2 separate regions of the Homo sapiens genome follow, and region 1 is linked to region 2. A link is a loop called in an ENCODE intact Hi-C map of the cell type or tissue named here. Cell type or tissue: PC-3. All regions are shown on one strand.

Region 1 (5,000 bases), 57 kb after region 2:
GCAAGTAAACTATAAAAATGTATTCAGCAAGGTAGGGTGACTCAGCCTGCAATCCCAACATTTTGGGAGGCCGAGATGGGCAGATCACTTGAACCCAGGAGTTCGAAACCAGACTGGGCAACATAGAGAGACTCTGTTCTCTACAAAAATAAAAATAAAAATTAGCTGGGAGTGGTGGTGTGTTCCTGTAGTCCCAGCTACTTGGGAGGCTGAGATGGGAGGATCACCTGAGCCCAGGGAGGTAGAGGCTACAATGAGCCATGATTGTACCCCTGCACTCCAGGGATACATAATACCCTGCAGTGCACTCCAAGTGCACCCTGCAGCCTGGGCAACAGAGTAAGATCTTGTCTGAAAAATACATAAATAAATAATAAATATGTTTTTATTTTTACTGCATATTCTCTTCTTTAATAAGTTGTTCTACATTTCATTTTTCTTTATTACCTCTTTTAAAACTATACCACTTTCTCTGGTCTTTCTGTTGTTTGCATTTCATGCCTTTGACTTTTCTTAACCCTATGGAATTCTGACATACTTACATGGAACACATATATTATTTAATTCACTACATGTATATATCATTTATTTTACTTGCCTTTAAGAAATTACTTCTCACAAAAAAAAGAAATTACTTCTTAATTTCAATATGTTTCATGCTTTTCAAGGAACTCAATATTTTCACTTAGGCCTTTTTTTCCGATTTATTTTTGTAAGAAAGTTAAATCTATGTCAACTCTAAAAATACTTTAATCCATTTGTGCTTTAATAACCTCATTAAAGGGGGAAGGAGTAATGAAGTGATGTTTCTACTTCATTAAATATACTAGTAGTGAGAACTACATATGGTGGTTTTATAATTGTTATTATTCACAACTACATCCTGAACATTTCTGAAAGATTTATAGTGATTAGCAATATTCTTCTTTTCAAGAGAGAAAAATTATGGTATGAAGAGATTAGTAATTACCTAAAGATTTTATTGGTTACTTATACCAGGAGTAGGCTAGAACTGATATCTACTAAATCTTTCTATTAGGTAGTCCATTAAAAACAAACAAACAACAACAAAAAAATTTCTGTAATTTGACCTTATAGTGCTATATTGAATTGTACTAATTATGATGGCTTTATCTTCCTTTGACTTTCAGATCCAAGTAATACCTGTGCATTTGAATCTACATGATCTAATTGTGTTTATACTTACGTCTTTCACAATTTTTACTACTATTGAGGTTGTTTGTATAAATACGGTAAATAGATCTGATAACAACTCATAGCTCAGGAATTTATATATGGTGTTAATGAGCACAAGATTAGTGATTCAAACTACATTTTAGTTCCATTTTATAAGGCTTCACCTTCTTCTCAACCAGACAGTGTATCTGGACTGTATACAAAGAGGGATGGATGCCAACTGTGAAACCCAGTTTTGAAATGTGTTTTTGTTAGGCAAGATGAGGACCAAAGGAATAAAATATTATGAGATGGTGGGGAGGAGATAAATGTCTAATTCCTAGTCTAAGGAAATATGTAAGATGGTGGAACCAGAGTCAGAATCCAAGGAAGTCTGGGGCCAAAGCTGACAGAAGAAACAAATAAGATGCAAAAGCAAAGGATTTAAGATGTGATCAGCATGGAATAATCTGGGAGAGGATGCTGTCATTTTTACTGCCAGTCCTTTTAAGGGTCCAATCCTTCTTATCAGGGATACATCTGCCCATTTTAAAAACATCATATTTAGAAATTGCATTCTGATACCAGACATCTTATAGAAAGTTGTGCTTAGTCATGCCTGGAGTAGGTGAGACAGAAAGAATGAGTAGTTAGAGTCCATGCTCACTTTTAGAAAAAAGAATTCAAAGCATATGCACTACTTTGAGTGAGTCAGTATTGTCGTCTTCAAATGCAAAGGATAACAAGTAATTTCTCCATGGCCAGGGTTGATAAAAAGTGACTCATGTCAAAGATTTATCTTTTTTTTCTCCAGGCATAGTGTTTCACAAAAAATAAATCTATATAAACTGCAAAAGTAAAATGTTCATATATGGACAACTAAAAGACAGTGTTTATCCATTCCATTATAGACATTGTACAACTATGAGTCATAGTGGCAAAATGACAAGTTTTCCACTGTAGCATCTAAGATTTAAAAATAAAAGAAAATTAGAAATCTCAAAAATAATAGTAGATTGCAAAATACCTTGCAACATTTTTTGAGTCAGCCAATTACTAGAAACTGGAACATATGTTTATCTGAGAAATACCTTTCAGCTGCCTTCCTCCATGGCTGTAAGATACATTTTGCACTACACTGCAATACCTATAATTATAGGACTATAATTTTAGGATTGGAAGGAACCTTATTGATCAGTTAGTTAATCCCTTCTTTTCACAGCTGAAGAATCTAACAACTAAACTGGTTAATGAATAAATAGTAAGTGAAGTCTAATAAAACATGTTTGAAGGCTAATAGCATCTATATAATAAAGACTAAATAGATACACATTCAAAATATGACTTCACTGTTGGGCAACATAAGACAGCTAGTGGAGAATTTAGATTTCTCTCTTTCTAACTGATTGTCATGTCTTATGGAGGAAATTCTCAAAGATAATGTTAACATATGTTGGGATAAACCCTTTCTGCTTTACCTCTTCTTGTTATCTTTTTCTTATTTTAGATTGTGTAGTGTTACAGATATATTTGTATAACCAGTGGTATATTTTATGTACTCTATGAAATTTCTCTTCTCTCAAGAAAGTTGTAGACTAGCCATATTTATCTTAGGTTGAAGATCATATGTTCTGTTTTGCCCTGGACATTTCTGGTTGTCATAGGGTAGTAGTTAATAATACCCTCTTTCACTTTTCAAAATACCTCAGTTTGAATGATAAGTTATATGTCCACCCTTGCCTTAGGTATAGTCTTTATAAAAAAAAAAATTTAACTTTTATTTTAGATTCAGGGGGTACATGGACAGGTTTGTTATATGGGAATATTGTGTGATGCTAAGGTGTGGAGTTTACGTTATCCCATCACCCAGATAGTAAACATAGTATCCAATAGGTAGTTTTTCAGCCCTTGTGTCCCTCCCTCTCTTCCCCTTCTGGTAGTTTCCTGTATCGATCGTGCCCATTTTTATGCCCACGTGTACCCAATGCTTAACTCCCACTTATAAGTGAGAACATGTGGTACTCGGTTTTCTGTTTTTGAGTAAATTTGCTTAGGATAATGACCTCTAGCTGCATCCTGTTGCTCCAAAGGACATGATTTTGTCCTTTTTCATGGCTATCTAGGATTCCATGGTGTACATGTAACACATTTTGTTTACTCCATCCACTATTGATAGACACCTATGTACAGTCTTTATTCACTATTTAAAATAGATTTATGGGATTCATCAACTGTGCATAAGAGCATTTGGGTAGGTGAGGAGGCATTAATGAAAGATGGTCCAGACACAATTCCAATATTTAGAAATTGGTATCTGGTTGGGGAGAGAATAAATACTTTAAATGATTAAGACAACACCTAATTCAGTGACAGAATAAGTGATATGCCTGAAAAATCTAAGAGTTCTGAGAAATAGGAGGTTTGAGGGCTGAAATGATGAGCATTTTCCATCTTCTCTCCACTCTGTTTAACATTTCCTTACCCCATGGGTATCTCACTGAAGGACTCCTGTGACCTGAACCTGCCTTTTCTGTCTCTTTTTCACTTTATTGCTCTCTGTAAGTTAGTGTGTCTGCTATGTTCCCATTGCCTCCAACATTAAACTCTCATAAAAGTTTTATTTTCTTTTACTTTGTGAATTCAATAAATCTACTAGTTACTTTGCCACAGTGATCCGGGCTTATGGCTTTACACGGGTAATAATCATTCATATATTAAGTGGCTGCCCTTATACTCAGCAAATCTGTTCCTTCAAAGTGAACTTTTGCAGCTATTGATTTCTTTCCCTAGTTCTTGTACCTTTTACCAAAAAGTTGGATTTCCCAAGAGCAACACCATTGGGAAAACATTTTAGTAATTGATTGCGATATATTTTGAAGGCTATGTGATCTTAGTTCTGTGGGATTCCAAAAATGTTAATTATAGAGTCCTCTCTATTGTAATTTCTGAAGTATCTTCTCTAAACTACCTCCACTGAATCTGAATTCACATTGTCTTATAGTAGAAGAAGATATTATTCAAATGTTTAGGAAATTTCTCAGGAAACGATAATTTAACCATCTGTATTTGCCTTGTATATCTGTGGGACAATAGACACATTGATTTAGTATTTTTCACTGTTTTTTGTATAGAAGACATTTTTCTTTTATGTTCTTGAGTAAATCATCTCAGAAAAGATGTAATATTTTTATGTTACAGGTAGCATCACCATAAGAATGGCTCACTGATTAGTTTTGACTTAAATACATGTTTACCTTAGCTATGCTAAGATTAAGTGTACAATTTTAATCTTCAATATCTGTAGGCTTCCAGGTTTCTGGACAGAATTCAAGAGAGTATCATTTTGTACTGGTCACTGACAGTCCAAAGACTGTCGTTAACTCTGATGTTTTTCAAATGACATATTGTGTTCACCTGAATGTTTGACCCAACAAGGAAAATGAATATTTATTCCATACATCCTTAAAGAAGGGAATTTTTCTTTTGCTTTTCATAATGTAAATTACATGATGATTGCATAAAGTTTTCATTGAGATTAGTTTATAACAATTTTTTTCTATAAATTTAATTAATAAAAATATCTAAATCTTAAAGTCAAACAATTAATTTTAAATACAGCCATTGACTTTTCAGGACTTTTAAAACCTCATAAAGATTAAAAACTGCACTTATATATATAACAGTGCTAAGATAGGTCTTAGGTAATTGTAATTTTCTCTTTATAGGAGATTTGAAGAATAATCTTCCTATGTTGGATAACGCTTTATGCAAACAGTGTCCAGAGAAAAGATATAATCCTCATTAAAAGTGGTTGTGCTTGCTTA
Region 2 (5,000 bases):
CCATGCCTGGAGTTTATTCTCAGTTATGGGAGACAATGAGTTACCTTTTTGCTCAGTGTAGTGTGAATTGGGCCTGCACATATTACCAAGATAGTCCTGACAAATACAACTGCTTTTTCACTAAACTGTCCAACTTTTTATCTGCCCCATCTCATTATACCAAATATAAGCCCATGTGCAGCAGCTGTACAAACAGGACAAAAAAGAAATAGATAATAGGATGGGTCTAGGCTTTGGTCAGCAAAGAACTAAGCCACTGTCCATGACTGGTGCTCCAGCAAGCACAGCTCTTATATCAGTCGCTAATGTGCTTATTTCTCTCACGATTGAGATGCAAGCAAATTTTAATAGCAATAAGCAAAGAGATAGAATTAAAATGCAACATTAATTTTACTGGCTTCTCACAAACTGAAATATTCTGAAGAGAAAATTGAAATTAGCATATACTGAGCTTAGACCCTAAAGTGTTAGAAGCCAAAAGGTTTTAGCCTTGGCATGGCCAAAAGCACTGCTTACTTTTTGATAATGGCATAATTGCTTTTTTTCATATCAGTGAAAGCAGAAACAGAAACAGCATATTGACTTTATAAGTCATAATCAGGCTGGCAGCCTGTATTAGTCTGTTCCCACACTGCTAATAAAGACATACCCAAGACTGGGCCATTTCTAAAGAGAAAGAGGTTTAATGGACTCACAGATGACTGGGGAGGCCTCACAATCATGGTAGAAGGTTAAGGAGGAGCAAAGGCACATCTTACATGGTGGCAGGCAAGAGAGGATGCTCAAGGGAACAGCCCTTTTATAAAAAACAACAACAAAAAATCAGTTCTTGTGAGACTTACTAACATGAGAACAGTATAGAAAAACCCACCCCCATGATTCAATTACCTCCCACTGGGCCCCTCGCATGGCATGTGGAGATCAGGAAAGCTACAATTCTGGATGAGATTTGCGTGGGGACACAGCTAAATATCTTAGCCCTTGCCTTCCTTAACATTTCTCTGCTGGAATCACAGATACACTCCATATAACACCTCAGTTTAGCCCTGGCTATGACCAGGTAGGTGCTCCTTGGCATTGTTATAGGGCTAGTCTTGCATATTGGGCCCAGCCTCAATCATATGATGGGAGTTCTGGCACTCTCTGTCCACTTCATTTTCCTTAACCCTACTGCTTCCCCCATCCAGAACCTGAAACTTCTGGTTATATCTAAGACACCACCTAGTAGGACTGCATTCTGTTCTCCATGCTGTTTACTATACAATTTTCTATGAAAAGACTGGTTGTTTGGAATCACAGTAACTCCCTCCACCTGGCCAAGAGAAGCACAGCCACTGTCATAGTGTATGTCTGCTTTGGAGTTCATTGTATATTGAGTCAAATCTAAAATTTTATATTCTAGTAGACACTGAATATGGTTTCACCTAGGTGATTTCATGTGTTTAATACTGCATCAAAACATCCTTGGCAAGTTCCTGCCTTCTTTATTCCCACCTTTCTGTCACTAAGTTCTCTATATTTTAAAAATAAACCTTAAAGGTTATGAATTGCTGTTGGATATACAAATATATAGGAGCAATACTAGTTAGGAGGCTTTTGTTAGAATCCATTTGAGAGACTATGTTAGTTTAGTCCAGTATGTTAGAAGAGGTAAGAGTTGGTCATTTTCTAGGTATTTTTGAAGGTAGATCTGATGGGATTTTCTAAAATGTTGGATATGGGTTGTGCCAGAAAGAATGCCATCAAAGGTGACACCTCTATTTTTTATTTGAGTAACTGGAAAGGTGAGTTGCTGTTATCCTACTTAGAGATGATTGAGGGAGGAGCAGCTTTGGAGGGTACAGAGATGGAGAACTAGTTTGGGAATACTGTTTGTAGTATCTATTAATCATCAAAATAGAGACGTAGCATTATTTAGGCACCCTGAAGGCCACCCTCACTTTAACACCAGCTGAAAAGTTCAAGGGCCTCCAAGGCCACCTTCACTTCTGACACCAGTTGCAATTTCAGGGGTCCCAAAGATTACTCTCAAGTTTGATAATTTGCTAGAATGAGTCACAGAGTGGACTGAAAGCTGTTATACTCATGGATACAATTTATAGCAGCAAAACAATGTAGGTTAAAATTGGCCAACGGAAGGAGTGCATAGGGAAGAGTCCAGGAGAGGTCCGTGCCCAGACTTTTCAGTTGTTCTTTCCCAGTGGATTTGTGGACAGTGCTCACTTCTTCAGGCAATGACCTGTAACAATGTGCATGTAGTATTGCCAACTAGGCAAGCTCACTAGAGCTTGAATGTCTTAAGTGTTTATTAGGGTTTAATCATGTAGACATGACTGGCCACCCACTTGGCTGACCTGTAGTCTCCAACCCCTCCAGAACTTGAGCTGATGCCACATAGCTCAAAGCCTCTACCATGAATCACATTGTTTGACTAATCACATTGTTAGCCCAAGGTGCCCAAATAAACAAAAGCACTCTTGTTAGATAGGACATGGCAAAGGCTTAGAGAGTGTCTCCCAGGAGCTAATGGCAAAGGCCGGATCTCTCTTTAGGTAAAATTAATTCTTTATTACACAGATGCCAAATAGAAAAGTGAATTTAAAAGTCTAGAGTTTGAGAAAGTGGACTGGTAAGAGATATGCCAGCGTACAGACAGTGTATTAGAGTCCTAGCAGAAAGTAAAATTCACTTAGATGGTTTTAATGAAAACATTTTGATAAAGATACCCCTTACAGGACTGCAGGCAAGATTTTGAGATCAAGTAGGGCCTGTTGAGACACATATATACCATCCTGGGATCCAAAGGAAAAGCAGTTAACAGAACCAATGAAAAGGGTTAACATGTGCCAAGCACAGTGCTAAGTGATTTGTTCATTTGATTTTTCCTATATGGTAATAATTATTATTATCAAATGCTTATAAGGGAGAAAACTAAAGTTTAAAACATTTAAATACCTTTGTCTATATTTGTTCAGGAGAGAGTTAATGACCTGGGATTCAGCCTGAATCTGCCTGCCACGGGCTGCCATGCCACTTATATGATTCTAAAATTTGACATTGTTATGCCACATATAAGATCATCCTGTGGGTTTCAGCCGCTCTCCATGACTTACCTACAAAAGGGTGTCTAGTTAGTGACTCTCCCACTTAGGCTTTCCTGAGAGGCTTCTGCTTTGCTAGATCAGGGTTGTGAGCATTTCTGGTATGGAAGTTTACAAATGGGAGTGGAGTAGAAAAAACAAAAACATAATGGCCGAATTCTCCTGTGGAAGGAAGTTAGGGAAGAGGTAAACTAGACTTCCAGGAAAACAGAAGCAAAGGAAGTATGTATGTGTATGATTCTAAGTGTGTACACACATACACATGTACATGTATTAAGTGTCAAAGTGTGTTTTCAGGATTTGGGTGTGTTTGAGAAGAGAAAAAAATACAGGATTTTAGTTGCAACTGACTATAAATTTGTACACTTTTAAAATGTTTTCATGGGATTGTAAAGGTCTGAATTCCTGCTGGAATTCTATTTATTTGAATGTATCATGGTTCAAGGTTATCAAGTGTGTCCTGGCTTCGAAGAGAACATAGTGCCTAGAATGTATCATCTATACTGTATTATTATTATGATTTTTGTTACAAAGCGTGGAAGGGCTTTGCCATTAATAAAACAATATAATGGATATGATTTAATATCATTAAAAATAATCAAGAGATTTTAATATGGGGATAACCATTATATAATCCCACCATGCCTATCCCACCACCTGGGTCAGATCCCGTATTGAAACATGCCCCTAGACACAGAACTGGACTCAGAAAGATTCTTGGCACAGTGCTTCATTTAGCTACAAATAATCAATTATCCCTGACATGCAAGTTAAAACTCATTTGCCACTTGGTTTATAATGTATCAAGCTAAAATGTTTTAACATGTTCTGGGTCTTCAATTTACTAGGTTATATCATAATTTTAAAATAAAGAAAATTTCAAAGAAAGAAGGCAATATCTCTGTAAAATTAGCATTCAGACTTGAGTATGTCCCAAGGAGACTAGCCCTCCAATTCTATTTTGTATAGCTTTCTTTTCCTCCTCTGAGAAGGTGAAAAACTCTTTGAAGATTTCCTTTCATTTCCTTTTCTCTTCTCTCTTATTTCTCTAAGCCCCAATTATCTCTGTTTTCAATGTTCTCTGTACAGAAAAAATCCGCATCACCACCCACCTCCAGAAGGAGAGAATGGCTGATAAAAAATTGGAGATTGGATTTTGTTTCAGTGCCAATCTACTACTTGTGTCAAACCATTTTAAATTTTCTCATTATAGTTAGCTCTCTTCTCTATTTTTACAGCATTGCCACACATTACAAAATCCATAGCTGGTACATATGCACTATTTAGTTAGCTTTAAAACATTTCTGTAGCCCACATACATTCTAATAAAATTAATTCTTTGAAAGGCCATACTTTGGCTTCTGAATAAATTATTATCTTTTCTCAACTGAAAAAAAAAAGATGATGATGAAACATGGAATATAGATGAATCATTTTTGTGTAGCTTATAATACAATGCATTTTGGGTTGAGTCTGAGCTTGCATAAAGACTGACTGAAATGATAAATAGGCCTGATGATTAAGCCAGGTGGCAAATCACTAGTTTGTGTAGCTGCCAAAATGGATACCTGGGTATGGGAGGAAACCTGGGACTCCCTTCCTGGGGATAGGGTAGTCGAGGCCTGCCGTAGAAGTGGTGTGATTAATCTCTTTAGAAGAGAGTGCCAGCTGCAGTGTGCATAAATGTCTCCTCCTGGATTCTCCTTAAAAGCTAAATTGATGACAGTCTCTTAAAAGAGCAGCTCAGCCCTCTGTCCCTGTAAGATAAAGACAAACCTTGATTTCAGCTACTACTGAAATAAGTAAAAGTAGAAAAAGGTTAAAAAAAAATAACAGTACTGTACTCTTAGTGAAGGAATTAGAGGTAATAGAATGTTACTCATCTACCAAAATATAAGG

What was found. A loop is a pair of places that touch in the nucleus more often than their neighbours do. Peaks named below come from ENCODE experiments on the same cell type or tissue, not always from the same donor. Only the 100,000 strongest peaks of a DNase experiment are listed, where the experiment ranks them.
Region 1: it touches region 2 in a loop (3-fold over the local background); 2 of 110 quality-filtered maps call a loop at or near these places.

The regions. Positions count from the first base shown.
Region 1 is chr6:101,721,249-101,726,248 of GRCh38, forward strand. All of the region lies in intron 7 of GRIK2 (glutamate ionotropic receptor kainate type subunit 2), which reads left to right. Among named protein-coding and RNA genes, the nearest start is that of GRIK2, 330 kb to the left of the region's middle. In PC-3, no CTCF peak of the experiment used is centred here; a DNase peak (open chromatin) is centred at 2,013; H3K27ac peaks cover 1,291 bases.
Region 2 is chr6:101,664,080-101,669,079 of GRCh38, forward strand. The region is part of intron 4 of GRIK2 (glutamate ionotropic receptor kainate type subunit 2); the gene reads left to right. Among named protein-coding and RNA genes, the nearest start is that of GRIK2, 270 kb to the left of the region's middle. In PC-3, no CTCF peak of the experiment used is centred here; a DNase peak (open chromatin) is centred at 2,382; H3K4me3 peaks cover 321 bases; H3K27ac peaks cover 1,038 bases.